Regions from separate parts of the Mus musculus genome. Here regions 1 and 3 are each linked to region 2. Evidence: chromatin loops called from intact Hi-C (ENCODE). Cell type or tissue: left cerebral cortex. All regions are shown on one strand.

Evidence for each region. Hi-C counts contacts between places; a loop is a spot of excess contacts. Peaks named below come from ENCODE experiments on the same cell type or tissue, not always from the same donor. Only the 100,000 strongest peaks of a DNase experiment are listed, where the experiment ranks them.
Region 1: it touches region 2 in a loop (3-fold over the local background); 4 of 42 quality-filtered maps call a loop at or near these places.
Region 3: it touches region 2 in a loop (3-fold over the local background); 7 of 42 quality-filtered maps call a loop at or near these places.

The regions. Positions count from the first base shown.
Region 1 is chr19:46,448,618-46,456,617 of GRCm38, reverse strand. Sufu (SUFU negative regulator of hedgehog signaling) reads right to left here. Exons shown (of 12, transcript NM_001025391.2): 4 at 6,647-6,789; 5 at 5,954-6,039; 6 at 5,655-5,727; 7 at 3,303-3,456; 8 at 1,772-1,883. Among named protein-coding and RNA genes, the nearest start is that of Trim8, 49 kb to the left of the region's middle. In left cerebral cortex, a CTCF peak has its summit at 3,935; DNase peaks (open chromatin) are centred at 49, 1,338, 3,958 and 4,320; H3K27ac peaks cover 2,087 bases.
Region 2 is chr19:46,301,233-46,309,232 of GRCm38, reverse strand. Nfkb2 (nuclear factor of kappa light polypeptide gene enhancer in B cells 2, p49/p100) reads right to left here and starts at 3,538. Exons shown (of 22, transcript NM_019408.3): 1 at 3,209-3,538; 2 at 2,869-2,950; 3 at 2,707-2,747; 4 at 2,364-2,462; 5 at 2,140-2,291; 6 at 1,763-1,869; 7 at 1,515-1,673; 8 at 1,173-1,277; 9 at 975-1,060; 10 at 750-888; 11 at 479-604; 12 at 159-368; 13 at 1-78. The coding sequence starts at 3,229. It overlaps 4833438C02Rik (RIKEN cDNA 4833438C02 gene), which reads left to right and starts at 3,604. Exons shown (of 3, transcript NR_152248.1): 1 at 3,604-3,871; 2 at 4,042-4,125; 3 at 4,383-5,648. In left cerebral cortex, CTCF peaks have their summits at 3,468, 3,671 and 4,941 (motif pointing left); DNase peaks (open chromatin) are centred at 3,591, 4,639 and 4,900; H3K4me3 peaks cover 2,537 bases; H3K27ac peaks cover 836 bases.
Region 3 is chr19:46,366,043-46,374,042 of GRCm38, reverse strand. Mfsd13a (major facilitator superfamily domain containing 13a) reads right to left here. Exons shown (of 9, transcript NM_029186.2): 2 at 7,490-7,732; 3 at 6,751-6,833; 4 at 5,882-6,334; 5 at 5,654-5,777; 6 at 4,710-4,806; 7 at 1,936-2,107; 8 at 1,668-1,861. The coding sequence starts at 7,657. Among named protein-coding and RNA genes, the nearest start is that of Mfsd13a, 13 kb to the right of the region's middle. In left cerebral cortex, CTCF peaks have their summits at 4,589, 5,424 and 7,210 (motif pointing left); DNase peaks (open chromatin) are centred at 4,623, 5,561, 5,749 and 6,021; H3K4me3 peaks cover 265 bases; H3K27ac peaks cover 2,007 bases.

The DNA.
Region 1 (8,000 bases), 150 kb before region 2:
TATACCAGCCAATGCAGAGCAAAGAGTGGGGACAAAGGGGACAGTCTTCTGCCAAGTGCCCAGCCCACCACTTCCTTACTGCCCAGTTGTGGTGTCTACAGGAACTGAGAGTCCAGCCTGTGCCCCATGCAGTGTCTAGGGACACAATAGTCAGACACATAAACAAGACAGAGAATGAGATATCAGGCATGTCTCAGGTCAAAGAAGGCCAACAAGGGGCTCCCCGAAAGCTCTCTGTCAGAAGCCCTGGCCTTCTTTGAGAGGTGGGAGGGCCATTTGGAAGGTGACTGGCTCCACATTCCATGAGAACTACTGGAGGCTACAAGCCCATTACTGGCCTACCACCAGTGCCAAGGAAGTCGGTATAAGAATTCATACTTGGGGCCTAGGGAGGAGCACAGCTCTGGGTCAGGGTCCAGGCTGCAGGTGGAAAGCTTCCAGATGCCCCATGACACAGCTTGGCTATCTGCTACTGCCAGAGCAAAATCCAAGCAACTTAAGAAAGTCATTGGCTGCAGCTAAAGGCGCTGGGTAGCACTGGAGGCCTCCCCACGCTGTTAGAGAGCTCAGGTTTTCCTGCCTCTGGATGGCAGGTACACCAGGCAAACAACAGTGGCCGGAAGCAAGCCCAGAGTAACCCTGTGGGTACCCTAAGCAGCTCCCAGGGCGCATCCTCAATGCTGACCAGCCAGGCCTCTGCTCCCAAGTCCCTGTAGCAGCTTCCCACGCTAGCTGCAGGCCTCGCCACACAGTCCGGGTCCTCTCTCTCCACACATGCTGCCTATTCCACATACTGTGTTTGCCATCGTGCGCTGCATCACTGATCTTTCCAGGATCATGAATCAGCAACCGCAGCCTGATTCCAAACCCATGGTCATTTTTCAACAAACTGTATATGCAGTCAGATTGCACATACCATGACTGGTTTATTGTTTCCCCCAAAGGAAGGCCCTGTGCATCCCAAATGGCCCCAGGGCTTGAGGTTGCCACACAGACTTCGTAGAGGGTAGGTGGATCACCCTAGTCTTGTAGGATTAGTCCAACTCCTTTTCCACCCTAGCCCGAGCAATTTCCACCCAGGCAGGCGAGGTCCCAGCTCTGAGTGGCCAGCACCCTAGGCCATTATACTGTGCAAGAAGGGAGTTCCCAGCCCACCACTTCCCTTCTAACAAAGGAGGAGGTGGGAGGAGGACAGGTCTGACCTCCGGGGTTGGCTGGTTTCTCCTAAGGACTACAGGACCCTTAGACAGGCAGCAGAGGCCTGCAAAGGACTTGCCTTCCCCTCTCTGGGCCCCAGGAAAGGCAGGCAGGAAGAAGGGCCTCAGCAGCAGGCATGCAACTCAGGGCTAGCCAGACAAGGAGGTCCCTGGGGTTGTAGCTATCAGCCAGAGCCCAGGCTCCAGGAAGGAAGGAAGGGCAACTCTGACCCAGAGTGAGATAAGGAGGGGACTGGCTTAGCACAATGGGCTCCCACAAGGCTCACAGGCCCTCAGTCAGATTTCTGTCCCAACCTGGACTCTCTTCTGTTCACACAGCCCATGTAAATATTTACTGCTGTTTGTACTCATGGTCTGCAGAGTCCCCTTTGAGGTCCTTTGCTACAGTCCACAGATCCGTGTGCCCTGCCTGGATCAGGGCTGCCTTTAAACCTACAGACTCGGGGTCCATTCAACAAGAACCATGTACACTCTTCCCCTCATGCAATCCTCAGGGATGGCCCCTCGAGAAAAACACCGTCCTTTTGTCCTAGCCCCAGAACACAGACACTTACGGAGCCCTGTCGTGGGTGAGGCCGTTCTGTCGCTGAGAATTGATTGGTGGAAGGACAGGTTTGCTGTTAATCTCCAGTCCCCGCCTCAGGGTCTCCCGGATCTGCTCTGTGTCTGCAATGAAATCACAAAGTTGCCGGAAGGCCCTCTGGGCTCCCAGCCTGAGAGAGCCTAGAACAGTGGTGGCAGCACTGGTGAGAGGCAGGGCATGGTCACACGTCAGCAGGCCCAGCACTCACTCAGCAGTGGCGGCTGAAATACGAGTTCAACAAGCTTGAGATCAGCTTGGGTGGGCTACACACAATAAAGGAAGAAAGGAGAAAAGGAGAGATGGATGGGCCGGCAGTACTAGTGGAGAAGGCACGACCAGCAACTTTGCGGTGTGACTTGGTACTGTACAGTGAATCATTTTACAATAATTAAAAAACAAACAATGCTGGGCATGGTGGTACATGTGTGTAATCCCAGCACATGAGCGTGTGAGGCAGGAAATGAGAAGCCAGCTTACGCTGCAGAGAGCAAGAGAGCCTGTCTGCGAGGTAAACAAGAAGTAAAAGAGCAGCGATGACTGCAGCTATAGACATGACTGCCAGCCTCTCTACGGCATTCCTCTGTCAGAAGCAACTGGACGTGAGCCCCTGACACAGGAAAAGAAAAGGGCTCAGATGTTTGCACTAGAAGTTGAAGTTGCGGAGGAGGAGGAGGAGGCAGCTCAGGAATTCAAGGTCATCCTTAGCTTCACAGAAAGTTAGAGGTCAGCCTAGGCTACATGAGACCCTGTCTCCAAAGTAAACCAAGTCAGGTATTTTATTCAAGGCCAAAGGCATTTTATTCTTTGATAAATGAAAAAGAAGAACTGAGAAAGGAAGGAGACAGAAAGCCTTAAACATACATGTATATAAATGGCCACTTTTCCTTTGGCATTAGCCAGGGACAGCCTTAGCAAAACAAAACTAAACAAAACAAAAAAAACCCCACAAGTCCTTCTGGAGCCAAGAGCAGCATGGGAGCATCCAACAGGACGCCACATCCTCCTCCTCCTCCGAGAGCTTACCCAGAAGGCAGAGGCAGAGGGAGCTAACTTGCCACAGACTCTGGGACTGCAGAGGAGGCCAGTGTCGGGCTTCACACTCGCTCCCTCTCATTAAAAGCCCAGGAAGGTTCAAGGAGAGAGGTTCTCAGGCTTGGCATGGCCTTCAGGCCAGAGCTGGGGTCTGTGTCAGTTCTGTGGTGGTGAACATACGCTGTAGTGTCTTTGGGTGGACTGTGTACATTTTCTGTTAACTATTCCATGGTTCATACTCACATACATGAGGTCAGATTCCAAGGGGCAGAGTGTACACACAGAGTATACTAGTGTGTTTGAAATGCACACAGGAAATAGCTACAAACAGGCCAATAATGCTCATATATAGTTCACCCACATTGGAAAAATTCATTTGTCAGAAAATAATCAGAGTGGGCTGCTATTTAGTTAGAGACTTGTCCTGGGGAACCTGGAAGGAAGGGAGCAAGGCAAGGGAAGGTCTCAACCTTTGCCAGACAGCCTCCGAGGCTGTGTGCCGAGGCAGATGCTCCGGCTATCCTCTTCATCCTCCGGAGGCCGGCTGAGGTCATCCCAGGCACACTTGGCACTGACGCCGCTCAGGTTAGAACCGTCTGTCTCAATGCCTTTGTCAACTCTCTCCTGCTTGAAAAGAACCAAAGAGTCAGAGTGCCTTCAGTGAACTCATGTGCCCCAAGGTTACTGACCCTGGCCCAGCCACTCCACTTCCAGTATTAGCCCTTGTAGGTGCTGAGCATGGACAGCTGCTATGAGATCAGGGTCTCATTGACCTTGTTCTGTTACAAGCATAACGGCCCCTGCCAGCCCCTGGACTCCTCTGGGAACAGGGTTAGGGGAGGCAGCAGGAATGAGCCTTGGACACTTCCTTCCCACCAACATCCAGCACAAAGGCCTTTGTGCATCTTTCAGCCCCGACAGCTGTGGCCCTCAGAGCTGATGGAGGAGACAAGACCTATTTCTCTAAGGAAAGGTGGAAGGCTTCCCCTCTTCCTGATCCTCCAACAATGATCATACATACCCCACCTCACCCCCTACAGGAGTTAGGGTAGAAGCCCGCCCTGACTTGGGAACCCATACCTGCAGTTCTTCATTATAACAGCTAGAGGGGGCCATCGCCCCAGAGCAGAAGTGCTCCCTGTGCCTCTATGCCAGCTAACTTTGGCAGAGGGCTCTGGATGGGGTTCGTTTCCATTTCCTAGGCTGCAATCGGGGTCTGAAGGGCAGTGACGGGTGCACACTTCCCCAGAGGCCTTGCCTTTGTGTAGACATTGGCACGCTTCAGTCTAAACTTTCTCCAAATGGCCTCAAGGAAGAGTTGTACTCAAAACATCGCTGGATTTTCTGGTAAAACTTAATTCTGTGGTGCTGGGCTTTGGCTCAAAGGTCATCTGGAAGACGCTAGCAACCTTGTCCATAAACAGCCATACAGGCCAAATAAGCCTCCTGTGAAAAACTCCTCAGAGCCCCCATGTCCCTGTGCCAGTCTGTCCCTCTCCAGGGCTCCTAGACAAGGGCATTGTTCTATGCCTTGGTCACAGATGGTCTCCTATCCATAAGCCACCCGTTCTTCTCTCTTCTGCTGCTTTTGCTGCCTGGATGAGGCAGGCAGGCAGCAGGCAGGACACAGCTCTAGCTGTTTCCGGCAGAGCAGAGGAGAGGGGCTGGAGCTGCTTGGGGAGAACCTGAGTTTTCTTGCCAGCAGCTGCCCTGAGACCCTCAGGGGAAGGGTCTGCTTGCTCTACTAATTCAGGGGACCAAGTTTTTTTCTGAGTATAGGAGATAAACAAGAGCCTACAGAGCCCCATGCTGTGTCCCAGCATGGCTGCAGAACAAGGCTTAGGGGATGAAGCCTCCATGGTTCTTACATAAGCAGAAGCCACACAGAAAGCAGGTTCGAAGCAGAGATACCCCTGGCATCATCGAGACCATTTCAGGGTTAAAGGTACCCAGAAAGTGGAGGAGCCTCATGTGTAAAGGAAGAGGCTGTGTGCCCCAGAACTCACAGGTTGGTAGCAAAGACCCCATAGGTCTGCAAACTACACGCCACTGTACAATTTGAAGTGCCTAGTCGCTGCCATGGCCTGCCTTACAGGCCCATGGGAGCCTTACAGAAACATGTCAAGTTCAGAGATGTCCATGGCCTGCCTCTGCTGCGAGGTGAGCAGAAGGAGCTGGGCTCTGGTGCTTCTACCCCTGCATGGTGTGCAAGAAATGCAGCAATGCTCCGGGGCTTCCAGAATGCAGCTGTGTGCCAAGCAACCATCTATTCTAAACCACAAAGTGACACTGACACTGTCCCAAGCAGTCACAGTAGTGTCAGCTGCAGACTGGCAGGGTCTAACGACTCTTCCACACATCAGAGAGTGCCAACCTACCTGGGCAGGGCTGGGGAGTGAGTTAGGAAGAATGACAGGATCATTAGACCAATCAGCATCCTGCAATGGGCTGTGGGGTCAGCATAGCCTGTGCTGCTGTCTGATACAGGGGAGGGCAGCTCCCTGAAAATGTGGTAAAATGGAGGAGTAGGGAAAGAAGCAATATTCCTTATGATTACCTTTCTTTGTTGGTGGTGATCTAACTTTAAGTTGATATGTAACTTACATATAATAAAGTCCATTCTTTTTAAATGCACACATATATGTGTCAGGCTTGCTTTTCTGGGCTGAAATCTCTGTTTTCCTATGTGAGCTGTAGAATTCAGGCGACAGACCATGCCTTATCCTACTGGCTCACACACAGAGCTCCTCCGCTCTGTCAGGATGAAAGCCAGTGGTATTTGGAAGAGTGTGCTAGCAAGGTTTTCCTCACTCAAGACATACTTGCAGGTGCGGATCGATCTCAAATATGGTTTCTCCCCGCCGCATGTCAGTTATCAGCCAGGGACCGCCAGCACTGTGGACAAGGAGAGACGGTGGTAACTGGGGGCCTGCATTGATCGGCAGACATAGCCTTTGCTGTCCCAGGCCCAGATCATAAAGGGAAATGTTAGTGGTCGGGGACCACAGAGAACTGAGTGCCCCAAACAGCAAAGCAAGAACTCTACAGGTGGGATGGAGGGAGGACAGCCACCCTGAAGACCCAGGGTCCAGGCCTCCACCTTATGGGGACATGTACTCACATGGGCACTGTCCGTAGTAGTTCCAGGATGCCCTGCCCGTTCCACTGTTGGGCTGAATGTAACTCCTCAGTGCAGACACCAACAATCTGTGGCCCAGGATAAGAAGCCACTGTGGTTTAATGTCCATCCCTCCAACTATCTGTGCTTTTTCAGGGGTGTCTTAAGTAGGGGACACATAGGTAGGGTCTGTTTCAAGGCTGGTGTCCCCAAAATGTAATGGCTCCCTTAGGAGGTGCTTGCCTAGCTAAGGGGTTCCTGAGTGCACAGACAGGCACAGAGCCTACCTAGCTCTTGGCTACAGAAGAAACAACAGGCAGATTATGCCTTAAGTCAGGGGAAGTCGTCCCTAAGGCCAGGGGTGGTCAGGTAGCTGTTCCCACAATAGCGACACTTTTGTGTAAATCTTGAGGACACCAGCTTAACCTTCTTCACCTTGACCTCGTTAGAACTGCAAGCATGAGCTGCAGCTGGGGAGAGTCGCCCACTGGGGAAATAGGACTTAAGCCTGGAGCTGGCTTTCAGCTGGGAAGTCTGTCCTGCCTCTGGCCCTGCAGTGTGAAATCAGATAGCCCACCACAGGGAAAAGAAGACCAAGGGGAGTCTCCTGCCCTTTATTCTCCCCCTCCACGTTCCCCTCTGTTCTGGACTTTTCCCACAAGGATAAACTGTCTGAGACCTCTGATGGCACCTCACCTGGAGGAAAGTCACTACCCCAAAGGGTGTCCGCACAGGCTGCATCTGTGGGTCCTCCGTCAGCAGCATGTGCTGAATTCTTGACTCACTGTTATCCAAAGGGCTGTGCCAAGACACATGGTCCCCGCTACAGAAGGTGTTCTCTGTGGAGAGACAGACAGGAGGACCCTCAGCATTTGGATCCAGGCCTGGAGACTGCCCTGAGACCTCAAAGCCCAGGTTGGAAGGCTCCTCACTCCCCAGGCCTCCTAGAGCAGCCGGATGCACCCACTCCCAATACAAGCAAAGAACTACAGCTACTCCCCAAACACCAAATGGTCCAGGATGGCCCAATCTGTTTGACTTCACTGGAAAGGGTAGGCTGCTGGTGTGCATACTCACTTGGCCTAGGAAGGCCAAAGACTTGCAGTGTCTGCTGGGCTTCTCCAGCCCCACTACCCACGGGGGAAGGGCATGAGCAAGAAGCCAAGAATGAGGTGCTTTCCAGTGGGGCCAGCGGACCATCAGAGGGTAAGGGAGCTGGGAACAGTGGGAAGCCTTCTTGGAAAAACAACCCAGGATTTCTCTGCTGGTGAATCAGCACAGAAAGGAAACATGCAACCCCAGCCCTGGAGATCCGCTGCCAGTCTCCCACAGGCAGACTGAGGATTTCTGAGGATCTCTGGAGACTTCAGGTAAATGGAGGTCAGGATAGTTCCTTGCCCACCTCAGCAGACTGTACAGCCTCAGGGGTGGGGAGTGGGGGGGGGGGTGCCTCTGTGACAGCACAGTAACACAAAGGCCCGTTACTTAAAAATAAAGTACCAGAAGTAGGAGGAGCACATGCGTGTAATCCCAGCATCAAGAGGGAAGGCAAGAGGACAACTGAGTTGAGGCTAGCCTGGGCTACCTGCCAACAACAAAAACCCAAACAGAACATGTCTATGGCAGCAAACCCTTAGGGAACATTCCCATGTGGTATAAGTCACCCCCAAACCTGTCTCTTGTCATGAACACTCAGCACGCGTGGCTTTAACCAGTTCACATGCAACCACAGGTGCCCAGGCTGGCCCCCAATTCCCTATGCAGCCGAGGATGACCTCAAACTCTGAACCTCCTACTTTCATCTCCAAGTGTTGAGGCTACAGACATGTGTCACCATACCCAGTTGTGGATTCCTTTTTAAAATGTGTATGACTGTTTTGACTGCATGTTTGTTTGTGTTCTACTTAGGTGTTTGGGTCCTGAGGATATCAGAAGAGGTACCAGGTCCTCTGGATATGAACTTTTAGACATTTGTGAGCTGCGATGTGGGTGCTGGGAATCCAATCTGGGTCCTCTGGACGAGCAGACAGTGCTTTTAACCACTGAGCTA
Region 2 (8,000 bases):
CTGCGGTGACGCCGTAGTCCAGCAACGCTCGGGCGCTGCGCTGCGCCAGACCGAACAGGCGCGCGTTGTACTCGCGAGCTAGGGGGCGACAGGGGGCGTGGGTGCGGGCCAGATCCCCAGCTTGGCGCGCGCCCACCCCCAGCGTTCCTGAGATGTACCTCGCTGCAGTGTGTCAAGGGCCTGTGGTTCGCCCTGGGGAGCCTCCGGGGGCGTCCTGGGCTCCTCTGCCCCCTCGCCAGCATCGGTGTCCCGTCTAGAACCGGCCATCTGCGCTCCACCTCCCCCACCCGGATAGCAGCCCATTGGGGCTGCACCGGATTGGTAGGGGTTGTAGGCCAAGGAGGAGGAGAAAAAGCCGAGGCTGCCACCTGTGGGCATGGGGAAGGCAGTGTGAGGTGCCAGCCAGGACTCTCCCAGATTCCTCTCCTAACTTCCCTTATCTCCTCCATCCTTCTCCCTGCCACTTGCACCTCCTCACCTCCTCCAGCGCCTCCATAACCCCCAGCGGAGCCCCCAGAACCTCCACCCATGTGGGATCCGCCCCCGAAGGGCTGGGAGAAGGTGGGCAAGGCCTTTCTCCGCTTCCTCTGCACTTCCTCCTTGTCTAGGAGGAAAGAGAAACGGGGTGTTAAAACCTAATATGGGTCAGACCCTAGATTCCTCAAGCTGGCTCCTGGGAGTCAACTCTAGGCCACCTCCTGGCCCGCCTCGCTCCGTCCAGCCTTTGGGAATGCTGAAGCCCGACTCACCTTCCACCAGAGGGTAATATGTGAACTGTTTGGAGTCCGAGACATCGCCCCCACGCTTGCGTTTCAGCTGCAGGAACACCGTTACAGGCCTCTCGATCTTCATCTTGTGATAGGGCGGTGTCCGGAACACAATGGCATACTGGGGTGGAGGATGGGAGAGCAACATGGTGTCAGTAAGGTTTCTTCGTAGTTCTGTCTCCAGGACAGGCCCTAGTCCCTCAGTACCTGTTTATGAACGTCTGTGGGAGAGAAGTCCCCAAAGGCTTGCCATCCATTCTCATCATCCTCATAGAACCGAACCTCAATGTCGTCTACAGAGAAAAGTGCGGCTTAGCCACAGGGAGAGCCTGCAGCCCCGCTGCATGGATCCCGAAATTACCCTTACAGCCAGCGTTTCCAGCTCCCAGAGGGCTTCTGCCTCACCTTTTTGCACCTTATCACAGAGCAAATAAACTTCGTCTCCACCGCGCACGGAACCCGCTGTCTTGTCCATTCGGGAGATCTTCAGGTTCGAGGCCCCTGGAGACTCTATAAGGTGGGGGATGGGTTAGGGACACATTGATGGGATCGGAGGCTCGGTGGGGTCATTATCAAACTTCAGGAAATGCAGTATTCACATTTACCACTCAGAAGCAACACTCAGATGTTCTGACTACCGAGCACTCACCACCCCACACGTGGCAGGGCCAGGTTCAGACCCATAGCTGGAAGGTATCTCAAGCGCTCTTTTGGGAATGCATGCTTGGCCCCCTGCAGAATACTCACTGCTGTCATGGATGGGCTGGGAGATCACAGGCTTCAGGGGCAAGGAGAAGGAGCCATCGCTAGCTCGAAGGAAAGCTGAGAAGCGCAGCCGTACAATGCTCAGATCCATGACTTTCTTCAGCTCCTTGGCCTCCTGCTCTAGCTCCCGCCGCTCAGCCTCTGGATGGACAATGTGGGTGGTGTGAGCTCTGGGCTGCTCTTCCCGGCTCCTCTAGGAACACCTCTCGGAACACCTTTTGTTACCATACCTGTAAGGCCCTGAGGCTTGGAGCGGAGACGCTGCCTCTGAAGTTTCTGGATCATAATCTCCATCATGTTCTTCTTGGTTACATGCAGGACACCCAGATTATTAAATCTGGAGAGGACAAGGAGGAGGCTTTGTCCTCTTTGACCATGAGGCTCTTTCCTCCTGAGGCACCTCCACCCCCACGCTCCACCCCCCATGGTCAGGCTCATCCTGGCTCTGTTCTCCAAGGAAACTGCTCTTTATAGTTGAGCTCTGAGGTTCCTGGGCCAAAGTAAATCTTCCCACTTTGTGTGCTAGTCACACAGGTGGCCTGAGATGAGACCTAAGGCTGGCAGGCAATGAGCATCCCACTGGGGGCCAGGGGCCAGGGCCACCTACTGAGCAGTCATGTCCTTGGGTCCTACAGACACAGCGCACACTCCCAACTCTGAACACTGCTTGCCCACCAGACTGTGGGCATGCGCACGAGGTGGGTCACTGTGTGTCACCAGGTCCACCTCAATCTTGGCCGGTCCCTCATAGTTACAGATCTGAGAATGGCAAAGGATAGTCAGTAGTTGCCCCATACACCATCCCTACCCTCCGGTGTCATCTGAGCTCACCTTGACAGTAGGATAGGTCTTCCGGCCCTTCTCACTGGAGGCACCTGGCAAACCTCCATGGGAGGGGCCTTCACAGCCATATCGAAATCTGAAGCCTCGCTGAAGGTTCCATAGCAGAGACATTGTGATCAGGAGAGGCAACCCCCCCCCCCCCCCCGTCATCCCCACAAGGCAACCACTAGCCATCACTGACCACAGTGACCAAAAGTGTACCTCCTTCTCATAAGCCCCCAACATATCAGCAGCAAGCTATTTAATCTGATCAGTAGGTATAACTACCCTCCCCCCCCCCGCCCCACCTTTTCCCCAAAGGTGAAGCCACCACTCTCTGTCACTCACTCACCTGTTTGGGCTGTTCCACAATCACCAGATAGGGGCCATCAGCTGGAAATAGAGGGGCCTTGCTGAGCCAGGATCTCTGAGACCATCCCTCAGTGGGGCCTCCAGGGGACATGCTCACTCTCCTCTAGGTTCTGAGATACTGCGAGGCCAAAGACTTACTGACCTGTCTCAGGGGCTGGATCCTTAGGCTCCACGATGGAGGGGCTGAATTCAAAATCATCATATTCGGGGATGCCATCCAGGCCCTGCGTTATAGACAGAGAAGGTGGCAGCTGAATCAAGGGTCCCCCCAACCACCCCCTCCCAAGCCCTCTGCAGTCACTCCCTGGACTCCTCCTCAAGCTATGAGGAAGCTCATTTCTGGGCAGGGTTTGCAGACAGCACAGACTGGCAGACTAAGACAATTTGAAGACAGTGCAGAAGTAGGGGAGTGGAGGAGCGTCCAATTGACAAGCAGACACAGAGGGCACCCGCCGCCCTCAGGGTCAGGCAGTGTGACTCACTGGATCGTAGCAATTGTCCATATCTCTGGGCTAGGCCCTGCTGTGTCTTGCGGCTTCGGGCCCCGGTTCAGCTTTCCAGAGTTTCGGACGCCCGCCTAAGGTGAAGAGAGGCGTGGGAGGGGGAAGAGTGAAAGATATCAGGATAGGGGTGGGCAGGGGGAGAGGGATGGGTAGGGGAGGGGGGCTCAGATCTGGGGGAGGGTCCGATCTCCTCCAGCCGCCCGTCCGGGCGTGGCGGGTAAGATCCGGTGGAGGTCGAGATCCGGAGCGGGGCTGGCCCGGGAAAGGGGCAGAAAGTTAGTGCTGCTTAGGAAAGTCCCGAAAATACCAGGGGGAGGCGGAGCCGGAGGGGGCGGGCCTGGAAATGACGCCGGGGCCACGCCCCCGCAGCGGGAGGGGCGGGAGGCCCAGGCGGTTCCTGGTTCCCGGGCAGCCTCTGTAGCCCCTGGGGCTCAGTCGGGGCCTAGCCGCCTCGCCCCCTCTCCGCAGCCTGGAGCAAACTTGGGATTTTCAGCCAGCGTGGAGGACACGGCTGATTCACCCAGGGGCTTTTGTGGGGACATTCCTGCCGTCGGAGGCCCCTTTTCCGAATGGCCCGTAGGCGGGGGTTCTTCCAGTGGGGCCTCCGGGGCTCTGACCAGAGAATATGATTCGGGCCTCAGGGTGTGTGTGGGGGGGAGGAGTTTCCCCCTCCACGGTCTCTAGCGATTCCGTCTTAGCTTCCCGGATTCTCCCGCTGCACCTGCTCCCGGTGGCCGGTCAAACGGGAGCATCCCGCCCTCCCTGGCGACTCCAATCCCAAAGCCAGTGTAACGCGCATGTGTCCGTTGCAGGAATATGCGTTTCAGCCCTAATGTCTTGTGTGCCGGGTGAGTGGTGGCATCATGGCACGTGCAAGTGAACGTTCATCCACACAGGTGAGTCCTTGTACTGCCCAGTGTGGGCACACGTCCGTGCACGTCTGGATGTCCGTGCGCAGGCGCCGGTGCACGGGTGCGCTGTGAGTGCGTGTGCGGGGCTCACACCGGCCGGCTGTGCACAGGCAAGCTAAGGGCAGGCAGACGTGTCGCTGATGTGTAGCAAAGTGTCCTGTTCCTGTGCGCGCTCACTGGAGGTGGCGTCCAGCCCCAGCCTGTCATCTAAAGTCCTCCTTCCCTCCCTCTCCATTCCCTAGACACTCAGGGATCTGAACCCGGCCACTCACCGTGGTGGCGGCTCTGGTTCCGACTTCTTTCCGAGCCCTTCCCCGGACCGGTCGTTGCTCCTCTCCAGCCAAAGGGCTCCAGCCGGGAAAGCCCCTTTCGGCCCCCCGAGGGGGGGAATTCCCGTGACGATCCCGTGCGTCACTCCCCATGCCCTTTTTTATTGGTTGAAAGTTTAACTCCAGGACTCTTGTAGCCAACCCGGAGCAACGCAGGCGCGCCCCTTTCGGGGAAGGCTCGCCCAGGACTGGCCGCGGGGTGTCACCCAGCTCCAGTTCTGCTAGGGACCAGCGAGGCGGGACGACGGACCCAGCGCAGGGCGCGGCTCAGATCTCTGCACTCTTCCAGGCTTGCCCGGGACCGTTACGGAGTCCAGTGGGCCACTTGGCTCTTGCTGTGCCCAGAGGTTGGCTATCTCTGAGACACAGGAAACCGGGTCAGTCCCAACACTCCAGTAACCCTCCCAGAGAGGGACCTCCTAGCTGGGAAGGGGAAGAGGAAGGAGTCAGATCTTGCGGTCAGCTCCAGATCGCCATCTAGCGGCCTTTCTGGAGCCGCAAGGAAACTCTGGGGTCAACTGTCTTAGTTTCCGGGCTTCAGGAAGAGACAACTGATGTTTATTCTGTAAGTGGCGGGTTCACAAGGGCCAAGGCTTTTAGGATGACTCGTTGGAGAATCAATGTGCTGGGGGAAGAAAAGAAGAAGGAAGAGAAGAAAGATGTTTGCCTGGGAGTCTTAGGCCTCGTTCATCCACCACAGATGTCCCAACTATTTGACTTGAAAGGCATCCAACTGGGCGTGGCGAAATTCACCTGCAGTCCCAGCTTTCTTGAAACCAAGACAGATCCTAAGTTTCACACCACCCTGTCTCAACACACATGCACGCAAATCTGTCCAAAGTGCCTTTCAAACTTCCTCTTCTGTGGAAAATTGCCAGCGGTGTGCTTTGCATGGGTGAGGGCCAGCTGTTACCATCATAAAGTGGGTGGGAGGCTCTGGAGACCTCTCAGCGCCGAAGCACTCCTGCTCTTCCTGCATCCAGGAAGATTCTTCCAGGATCCACGTGGGACGGCTCACAAGTGTCCGAAACGATCACACCAGGGTCCCCTGGCTCTCTCCTCGCCTTCTGGGAGACCGAATTCAGGTGCACACCCTTCAATTCTTGACTACTCATCCCCCAAACCCCAAACCCACGTGGTGACAAATAAGAAATAAAATCATTTTAGAAAGTCTCCCTGAAAATGACATTTCGCTGCCTTCCCCCTGCATACCTCCACTGACAAGGTCAGGACAAGAGTCGCTGCCATGGGCTCTTTCTGGGCCTCTAAGTCAGCTTTCTCTGTAGGGGCTGTGTGCAGTGCATCTCTGTTCCTGAATCCTCCTCCCTTGGGTCTGGAGTGCAGCACAGGCTCTCCCTGGACTCTCCCACAACTGGCCCTGTTGTTTAGGAGGTGACTATAGACTGGTACTAGCACCAGGGGAAGGGAAAGGCATTCCTTCTTATCTCCCACCCTTATACTAAATGCTTTGACAGGAAGCACTTCAGTTTTTTGTTTTTGTTTTTGTTTTTGTTTTTTTAATTTAGGCTAGCTGCATAGATTACAGGTTGGGCCTGAAAACCCAAACCCTCCCAACTGAAACTATCCATTTGTTTCTGATTAGGGGTGCCAACTGTGTTCCCCTTAAGCTGTTGGTGAAGCTAAGGCTGGAAGAGGCCTAACACAACCAAACACATAGCTAGGAAGGAGAGAGAAAAGACACTCTCCTGATTCTGAGAGGACACTCCTCTTCCTGAACTAAATGGGAGTAAGCCAACCTTCCCTTTCCCAGTGGCTGTCCCAAGCCATTGTCATGAGGCACTGCCAGCGGGGTTCTCAAATCCAGCTATGCCATCCATACACTTCCTTCAGATTCTTTTAAAAAGGGGTTTAATTTTTTTTTGAGACAGGTCTTTCTTCATAAGCTTCAGCTCTACATCTGGGTAGATGCCCATGGGCTCTAACCCGTCTGTGGCTGCCCACTACCCAGCCATGTGCCCCATTACTTGCCATCGTCGTCTTGTCCTGGCTGCCCGTCAGTGTCCTCATGGTGACTCTCCCATGGCAAATCCCTTCTCTCAATCACTGTCCCTCACTAGAGTTGAGAAGTCCACCTCCTCCTCTCCTGCCCAGCTATGGGCTGATCAGCTCTTTATTAACCAATCAGAGGTGATGGGAAACAGTTTTTATACAACATTGAGACAGGAGATGCTTGACAATCAAACATGACTGCCACTCAATCTCTGGGCGCAGTGCTCAGCATCTCAGTACACAGTGCACAAAACCATCACCCAACATCTCCCCATCTTAGTCCAATAAAGGCTCTTTCTTGTAATAATCTATATATAATAATAACAGCTCTGAAAACTATCAGGTAAAAATTACATGCACACTGTCCAGTCCATTTGCATTTGGCAACTGTGGGGAAATACTTTATCTTATCTTGGTGAGTTCCAAGTTCTATATTTAAATCCTAAATAGCTTAAGCTTAGTTGTGAGTCTGTAACTGTCAGAGGCCCGAGGAAGATAAATATCTCTGAGTAGACAGGAAGTGCAGAGCAAGCAAATTCCAAAACCATGGAAACGACGGAGGGGCTGCGTGGTTTCTCTGCATTGTTAGAGCATCATCTTTGGCCTCCTGTCCCAGAATCTCTGACAGACTTTTCTGTGAAGCAGGAATTATGAAGGACTTGCCTACCTTGTCCCGGCAAAACTTGGCAGTCGACTTCTTTCATGTCCTGCTTGCCCACGGCATAGACAGCATGAAGTCCGCAGTTGAGGCAAGGGCAGGTTCTTGCCCCGTGGCAGCTTGCCACAAAGAAGCAAATTCCACTTGGGGATTCTTCAGTGCTCATCATCTTTTTTGAAATGCAATGGCGCTGGGTGTGGTGGCGCACACCTTTAATCCCAGCACTCTGGAGGCAGAGGCAGGCAGATCTCCGAGTTCGAGGACAGCCAGGGCTACACAGAGAAACCCTGTCTCGGAAAAAAAAAAAAAAGAAAAAAAGAAATGCAATGGAGGTGCTGCCAGGAGCTGACATGTCTCCTTGCCAAAAAGCAAGCAAGCAAACAAACAAACAAAAACCTTTTATCAATAAAACATCTTTAAATGCCATATTCTGTAGATCTCTGAGGTTTTGAAGACCGTCTATCCATAGTGTATCTAAATAGGCAAACATTGCTTGTTTCTAGCTATTTCCTATCTGTTCAACCTAGGAAACATATTTCTGTAATGAATTACACTAGTGTCTAACATTATCATAAGTTTGATCGACTCCTCGCTTGCATTTCATAACTATCCTCCACATTTTGTAATAGCAGCTTTCAAAAGGACTAGAACGTCACATGGCCTTTTTAAATGAGTTGCGCAGTACAATACCTTATACAAGAGTTGAGACATATATACAGTATGCTGTAATAAAAGTAACCTTAAATTTGTATCAATATATAAAATCCACACCAATGTAAAATGTCTGTCGATGCTCTTTAAACATAGCTTTAATAATCTACCCCCTTAAACTATCCCTCATATGTTCCCCCCTTTTTCTTTTC
Region 3 (8,000 bases), 65 kb before region 2:
AAAAAAATTTTGAAACAGGGTCTCTCTAGTAATCCTGGCTTTCCTGGAACTAAGTAGACCAAATTGGCCTCAAATTCACAGAATTCACTTCCTGACTTTGCCTCCCAAGTTCTGGAAATAAAGGCATATGCCACCATATCCAGCTGCTCCTGCTGCTCCAGCTGCTTCTGCTGCTCCAGCTGCTCCTGCTGCTCCAGCTGCTCCAGCTGCTCCTGCTGCTCCAGCTGCTCCAGCTGCTCCTGCTGCTTCCTATTCTTTCCTTCCTCCTTCCTCCTTCCTCCTCCTCCTCCTCCTCCTCCTCCTCCTCCTCCTCCTCCTCCTATCTAGTCCAGACTAGCTCTAAATTCCTTATGTACTCAAGGATGACTTCAGACTTCCGATCCGCCTGGCTCCACTTCCTGAGTGCTGGGATTGCGGGTGTCCATCACCACAGAGAGTCACCCGGTTCCAGAGTTAAACTCAAGGCTTCATACATACTTGGCAAGTGCTCTTCCTACTACCCTACAGCCCTGGCACATTGTTCTTGACTGAGACAGTATCATGCACCCTAGGTTGTTCTCAGTAGCTGAACGGAATGTTGACCCCCTCATCCTCCTACCTCTATCTCCTAGATGTTAGAATCACAGGTCTCTTCCATCTTGCTAACTCCTACCAGATCCATTTTTCCATTTGCTTGGTTTGCTTTTTTTTCCCCCCTTTAAATTCAATTTTATGTGCATAGGTGTGAGGGTGTCATATCCCCTAGAACTGGAGTGACCAACAGCTGTGAGCTGCCATGTGGGCTTTGGGAATTGAACCCAGGACCTCTGGAAGAGCAGCCAGGGCTCTTAACCACTGAGCCATCTCTCCAGCCTGGTTTGCTTTTTGAGACAAGGTTTCTTTGTGCAGCCATGGCTGACCTAGGACTTACCCTGCAGACCAGGCTGGCCTTGAACGCTTTTCTCACATCCTTCCCCTCTCACGAGAGACACCATCATATCTCATGCCTCTCGGTCCTCAGCAATCACTCCCTGACACTCATGTGTCACCTCAGTTCCCAATGCACCCCACTGCCCCCTCCCTAGACCAAGCCTCCACAGCCTCTGGCCCTGTGTCTTTATGATCTCCGAGCTACTGATCACACTGATCTGTATGTATTATCCAGGGCAGCTCGAGCAAACTTCTTCCAAACATCAATCAGACCAGGTCTCTTCCCAGCCTCTAACTCTCCAAACGGCTTCCTTAAACGCTGAAAACCCAGTCCATATGTCACCCTGTCCACCCTTCTCCCTGTCTAAAACATTTTTTTCTAAGACAGGGTTTCTCTGTGTAGCCCTGGCTATACTGGAATTTGCTCTGTACCAGGCTGGCCTCAGACTCACAGATCTGTCTGCCTCTGCCTTCTGACTGCTAGGATTAAAGGCATGCGCCACCAACACCCATCTAGAATCTAAACTCCAAGACAGCTAAGATTGCATATGCCCTACCATGTTACTCCCCTTACACACAGGGCCCAGCCTATACAGGTCTATGCTACTTTGTTGAATGAATCAATTCACTTATGAAAACATAAGGGGTGGGCCAGCAAGGCTCAGCATCCCAAGGCAACAGAGGCCTAGGCACAGTCCTTCTGTCCCCCGCACAAGACCCAGAGCTGGTACAAGTAAGCTGTGTTCCATGAGCCTTACCTGTGTAGAAGCAGAGAAGCCAGGTGCCCAGCAGTGGGGCAAAGGTCTGGCCAGGCTTGGTCACCAGGGCAACCATGCCAAAGAGGAGCGCCGAGGCTGCCTGCTTCCGATGGTTCAGTACCAGGTCCTCATCCACCAGGTCAGTGACCACCAGTGTCAGCAGCTTACAGGTACCCTCAGTGAAGACACGGTTGCTGCCCAGGGAGAAAGAGGCCAGCGTAAAACGGGTGGACACAGAGGTGTGGGGGCGGGGGCAGGCGGGGCATACCTGGCAATGAAGAAGCAAAGCAGGCCAGGGTGGTCTGGGCCAGCCAACAGCATGAGGAGGCTAAGGCTCAGCTTGAGCAGGAAGAGCCCCCGCACCACTGCATAGACACCCCAGCGCCGGCACAGGGGCAGGAAGTACAGGTTGTTGAGATGAGGAGCGACATAGGAGATGCCTGGGGAGGGAAGAGGGGCCCACTTCTTCAGGAGCAATGCCTCGGCCTCAACAGGGTTGGCAACTGACATTGTAATAATCGGGGTCAGTTTGCATTCATTGCCAACAGACAATGTCTTGTACTTTTCGCACGTTATTAGCGTATTTTAATTTTTATTTTATGTGTATGCATGTCTTGATGGCATATATATGCAATATATGATATATATACACATATATGACATATGTATGTTTTATGTGTACGCATGTTTTGGTTCCAGAGGCCAGAAGAGGTCATTGGATCCCCTGGAACTGGCGTTACAGCTGTGAGCCACCATGTGGGTAAACAGAAATCAAACCTGGAACATCTGGAAGAGCAGCAGTGTGCTCCTAACCACTGAGCCATCTCTCCAGTCTGCTTTTCACACCATAATTTCCACAAGCCCTTTGGGGTAGATATTGGAGTCCCTTGGGACCATAGCCGTTGACTCTAGTACCCCTCACAGCTAGCAAAGTGGATGGATTTTCAAGACCTTGATATCAAATGACATTGGATCTGCACAGGGTCTACATACATACTCCCAGATACTTTTGTCTTTTAATTTAGTGTCCACAGGGCCTTAAGCTCATCTGTCTGTCTGTCTGTCTGTCTGTCTGTTTGTTTGTTTGAGATAGGGTCTCTCTGTGTAGCCCTGGCTGTCCTGGAACTTGCTCTGTAGACCAGGCTATCCTCAAACTCTCACAGAGATCCACCTCCTTTGCCTCCCAGTGCTGGGGTTAAAGGTATGTGCCATTACACTCTACCTACTTTGTTTTGTTTTTGTTTTGAAACAGGATCTCAGTATGTAGACCAGGCTGGCCTCAAACTCCCAGAAATCGGCCTGCTTTTTTCTTCTGGGTGCTGGAATTAAAGGCCTACACTGCCATGCTCAACCTTTTATTTCATTAAAATACAAATTTCTATTTCAGGCTGGCAAGATGGCTTGGCGGGTAAGAGCACTGCTCTTCCAAAGGTCCTGAGTTCAAATCCCAGCAACCACATGGTGCCTCGAAACCACCAAGTAATGAGATCTGATGCCCTCTTCTGGCATATCTGAAGACAGCTTCAGTATTCTTATGTATAATAATAAATAAATCTTTATAAAAAAATTCAATTTCAATTTTTTTGACACAGGATTTCATATATCCAAGGCTAGCCTCAAACTTGCTATGTAGCCTAGGCTGACCTTGAATTTGTGGCCCTAACCATACCTCCCAAGTCCGTCAGTTATAGATGTGGACCACCGTGCCATGTTTATGTGGTGCTAGGGAATCCAATCCAGCAGGGGAGGATCGTCCAGGTTCTACCAACTGAGCTGCATCCTCAACCCCTCCCATACACTTTAAATTCTCTTTTTGTTGTTGTTTTCCTTTTAAAAAATTATTTGCTGTTTGAGGTGTTTTTATTGTTGTTACTGTTTATTAATTAATTAACTTATCAATTAATATATTTATTTATTAGATCCAGGGTGGCATCAAACTCTCCTCAATCCTGCCTCAGTTTCCATAATGCTGAGATTACAGGTGTATGTCATCAAGCTTGGCCTGATGTCTTGATTATAATATTCAGTACCATGTAAATGCTATGCAAATACCTGTTACACTGTATCAATTAGGAGACAGGGCCAGGAAAGAAAAAGGCTTTAGGGTCAGTGAGATGGCTCAGCAGGTAATGGGGCTTGCAACCAAGCCAGAAGACCTGAGTTTGATCCCTGGGTCCCACATGGTAGAAGGAAAGAACCATTTCCTGAAAATTGTCCTATGTCCTCCAGATGTGCACCACAGCATGCATGCTCCCACACTCTCTCCACACAAGCAGTAGATAATAAACATGTGAGCATAACGACTTCATGTTTAGCCAGGCAGTGGTGGCGCACGCCTTTAATCCCAGCACTTGGGAGGCGGAGGCAGGTGGATTTCTGAGTTTGAGGCCAGCCTGGTCTACAAAGTGAGTTCCAGGACAGCCAGGACTATACAGAGAAACCCTGTCTCGAAAAAACAACAACAACAAAAAGATTGCATGTTTAATGGAGCCACAGATCTTTCTCCTAATACTCTGGACCCATGGTTGGCTGACCGATGGGTATGGAGCAGGTCAACACAGGGGGCCACTGTATTATTATCACCTTCCCATTACAAAGGAGAGTGGTGGGAAAAACAAAAACAAAAAAGCAGGGTGTGGTGTGGCAGCACACACTTTAATTCCAGGTCTCAGGAGGCAGAGGTAAGAGCATCTCTGTGAGTTTGAGACTTTGCGTGGTCTACAGAGCAAATTCCACAAAAATCAAAACTATACGGAGAAACCTTGTCTCAAAAAAAAAAAAGAAAGAAAGAAAAAGAAAGAGAAAGAAAAGAAAAGAAAAACAAAACAAACAAACAAAAAATGAATGGCTCAGAAAGAATAAAAAGTACAGCCAAGTCCACTCAGATAACAGCACAGCGGCCGGGCGCTGCACTTTGTCACAGTGCCTCTGGGTGTCACCATCACTCCTGACTGAAATGAGATCCACTAACCTCCACCCAAGGAAAACAGACCTGGGGCAGCATGTGAGAGCTGCTGGCCACTGGCCGGAGGCACTACTCACCCAACAGGAAGGAGCCAGTGGACAGGGAGATGTGGTCAGACAGCAAGTGTTCCAGGAAGAGGGGGAAGAAGTTACTGTTGAAGTGACAGTGGAACACCTGCAGGACAAGGGGGGGGGGGGCAGGAGGACATGACAGTTCACAGGCCATCAGGGGAGAGCAGCAGCCCAGCCCTGGTTCTCAGAGCAGAGTGCATACTGTCCCATATCACCAAACATGGAATATGCCCAAACAAACCTAAATGACAATCCCTTGTGGCCTATGGAATTTTAGCTTGAAGGCATAGTAAAATTAGCAAATAGAACAATTTTTATGTTTTTGTAGCGTAAGAATAAATCATTTTTAAGTCTGGCTAACTTGTATACACCTATGTTTTAGATGTGGTTCTTGATGTGTTTGTTTGTTTGTTTGTTTGTTTGTTTGAAAAAGGTTGTTTCAGGAGCTGGAGAGATGGCTCAGTGATTAAGAGCTCTGGCTGTTCTCTTCCAGAGGTTCCAGGATCAACTCCCTGGACCCACATGATAGCTCACAGCCTTCTTAACTCTAGTTCCATCGAATCTGACAGCCTCTTTTAGTACTCCCTGTGTACTAGGCACACACTTGTACACAAACAGACATTCAGGCAAAACACCCATAAACATGAAAGAAGAATTAAAAAATAAAAAAAAAGATTCTTCAGTCTTATTATGGATGAAGACAGGCCCTGGAGGCTGAGACCTGCCTAAGCGCACAGTGAGAGAGGCAGGGGTGTAGCTCAGTGGGAGAGTGATTCCCTAAAAATATACAAGGCTCTGGATTCAACAATTCTAGGCACCATGGGAATGAGGGGGCAGGGGAGAGAGATGACACAAGCGAGTAAGGTACACAGAAAGTGCTAGAACCTAGCTCTCCTGACTTCCCACATTTCCAGCTCTTGAAGGAGGGGTGAAGGAAAGATTCTCCATACCTGTACCAGGTCCATGCCCACGAACCACAGGAAGTTTTGGTGGCGTGCCAGTTGCCGGAGGTACTGGCCCAAGGTGATGTTGCCTGCTTCCTCACCACCCACTGGCGGCTCCTCTTCACACACGCTGTGGGAAGAGGGGAAAGGAAGACGTGGGGTTACGCCAGCGTGGGCCAGGACTGGGTGTTAAAATCAGGCTCTGAGCGTAGAAAGCCGAGGCTAGTCACTTACCCACCATCCAGGTCCAGGCCCGGGCAACCCCTGTCCCTTCTGGTCGCTTCAATCTGCCGCTTCAATAATTGTGTGGTTCCCAGAAAGCCCAGCCCAGAGCCAGCAGCTAGTACCACACAGAAGGCACGGAAGGAGGAGAAGTCCTCCTTGTTCCAAAAGGCGTAGGAGGCGAAGACTGACAAGGAGCCAGCTGCACTGAAGAGGGAGCAGTAAAAGTTGAGGTGGGTGCGGTCGTGGGATGAGAGCGCCAGGTCGGCCAGCAAGGCATGGTGGTGGAGGTCCACGAGCGTCAGGAAGCCATCATAAAGGCACAGGCACAGTAAGAATTGCAAGCCAGCAGGGGCCCAGGGCACCCAGAATGCCAGGAAGGACAGTGCCAGCAGCGGCCCATGCCAGCCCAGAGCCCGGACCCGGGTCAGCACCACGTCTCTGGAGGAGAGCCCTGCTCCTGACCTGTCAGGGAGAGGAAGGTGTTAGGAGGTAACCTTTACACCAGGGCAGGCCCTGGTTCCCCTGGCTGATGGAGGAATTCACACTTAGATACACCCCAAGTCTCCAACCCCTGACCTGAGACAGCTTACCCTCTCCTCAGTCCTACTGCCCTACCCAAAGGGCTATGGGATACCGATTCTCAGGGCCGGGGACCAAAAAGGGAAAGGGAAGGGAATGTCTAAGAAGCAAGGGATATATGTGGTATGGAGCCGTGAGCCCCATGTCACACTAGGGTCAACCCCTTCCCCTGGCTGGGCCATGCCCCTACCACAACTGGGGCCCCTCCCTCCCCTCCCCCAAATATGAGCAGCAGTCCTTCATTTGGGGGATCATCAGAGTCAGACGGGGGCAGTGATGTACCATCCCCTAAGACACACCGGGGCTGGGAGCTGAGGAGCTGACGATCACTGAGCCAGCCGAAGAGGGGGTCATTGAAGCTGTTCCAGAGGAGAAATACAGTCTGCAAGAAGAGAGAGATGGGCAGGTGGGGTGTACAGGGCTCCCCAACACCAGTCCATGCACCTTCCCCAAAGATGGCAGTTCGTCCTGCCGGCAAGCTTTTGTGCATGTTCCTCTGCCAAAACCCCTCTGGTGGCTGGTACACACATCGGACTCCAGCGACCCACGGCAGCCGCTAAGTGTATCCAGCCAATTGATGCCCGTGAGTATATTATATATGAACATACAAACAGCGGAGCGTCAAGGCAGTGGCCAGGAGTGCTTCTAGAATCCTCCTGAAGAGTCCTTAAGGGCTGGAGAGATGGCTAAGAGGTTAAGAGCACTGACTGCTCTTCCAGAGGTCCCAAGTTCAGTTCCCAGCAACCACATGGTGGCTCACAACCATCTGTAATGGGATCTGATGCCCTCTTCTGGTGTGTCTGAAGAGAGCTGCAGTGTACTCATATAAACAAACAAACAAACAAGCTGCAGTATGCTCATATAAATAAATAAACAAACAAACAAATAAATAAATAACCCTACCAGCTTTTCTGGCTGAGTTTTGCTAAACAGCACAGTCTGCCCAAAAGCCTAACACTGGGACAGGACCCAGCACCTTCTGTCTACCTGGGAACCCGATGCCCAGTCTCCCATTGTGCTAGCTGCCCCATGGCCTACCTCTCCAACCCAGAAGGACACTTTATTGATCTTATACACTGAGACGAAGGTGTCCACGTAGTACAGCAGGAACACATTGTGCAGGATGGAGGTGAAGAGGGCCAACGAGCCGTACACCACAGCTATGGGCAGGCCCAATAGCCAGGCTTGGGGCCAGTCCAGCCCCATGGCTGCTGGTGGAGCCTCAGCCCCAGGGGCACTGCGGAGGACTCACAGACATTGCCTGTCCGACCATCCTCGTCTCTGGGGAAGAAGAAGCCAGTGAGCAACAAGGGTCAGAGAGAGCTAACTCTCCAGCCAGCTCTCTGACACCTTCAATAACCATAAAACGAATAACTCATTCCAGGCTGGGGTCTGTAGCTCTGCGGTTGCCTATTAGTCTAGCTCCTACATTTAATCCTTGACACCAAAAAAAAAAAAAAAAAAAAAAAAAAACAACAACAACAAAAAACTCTTTTTTTTCTTAAACTCATTTTCTTTGGAAGGAGTTTGTGTGTAAGACAAAGCTGAT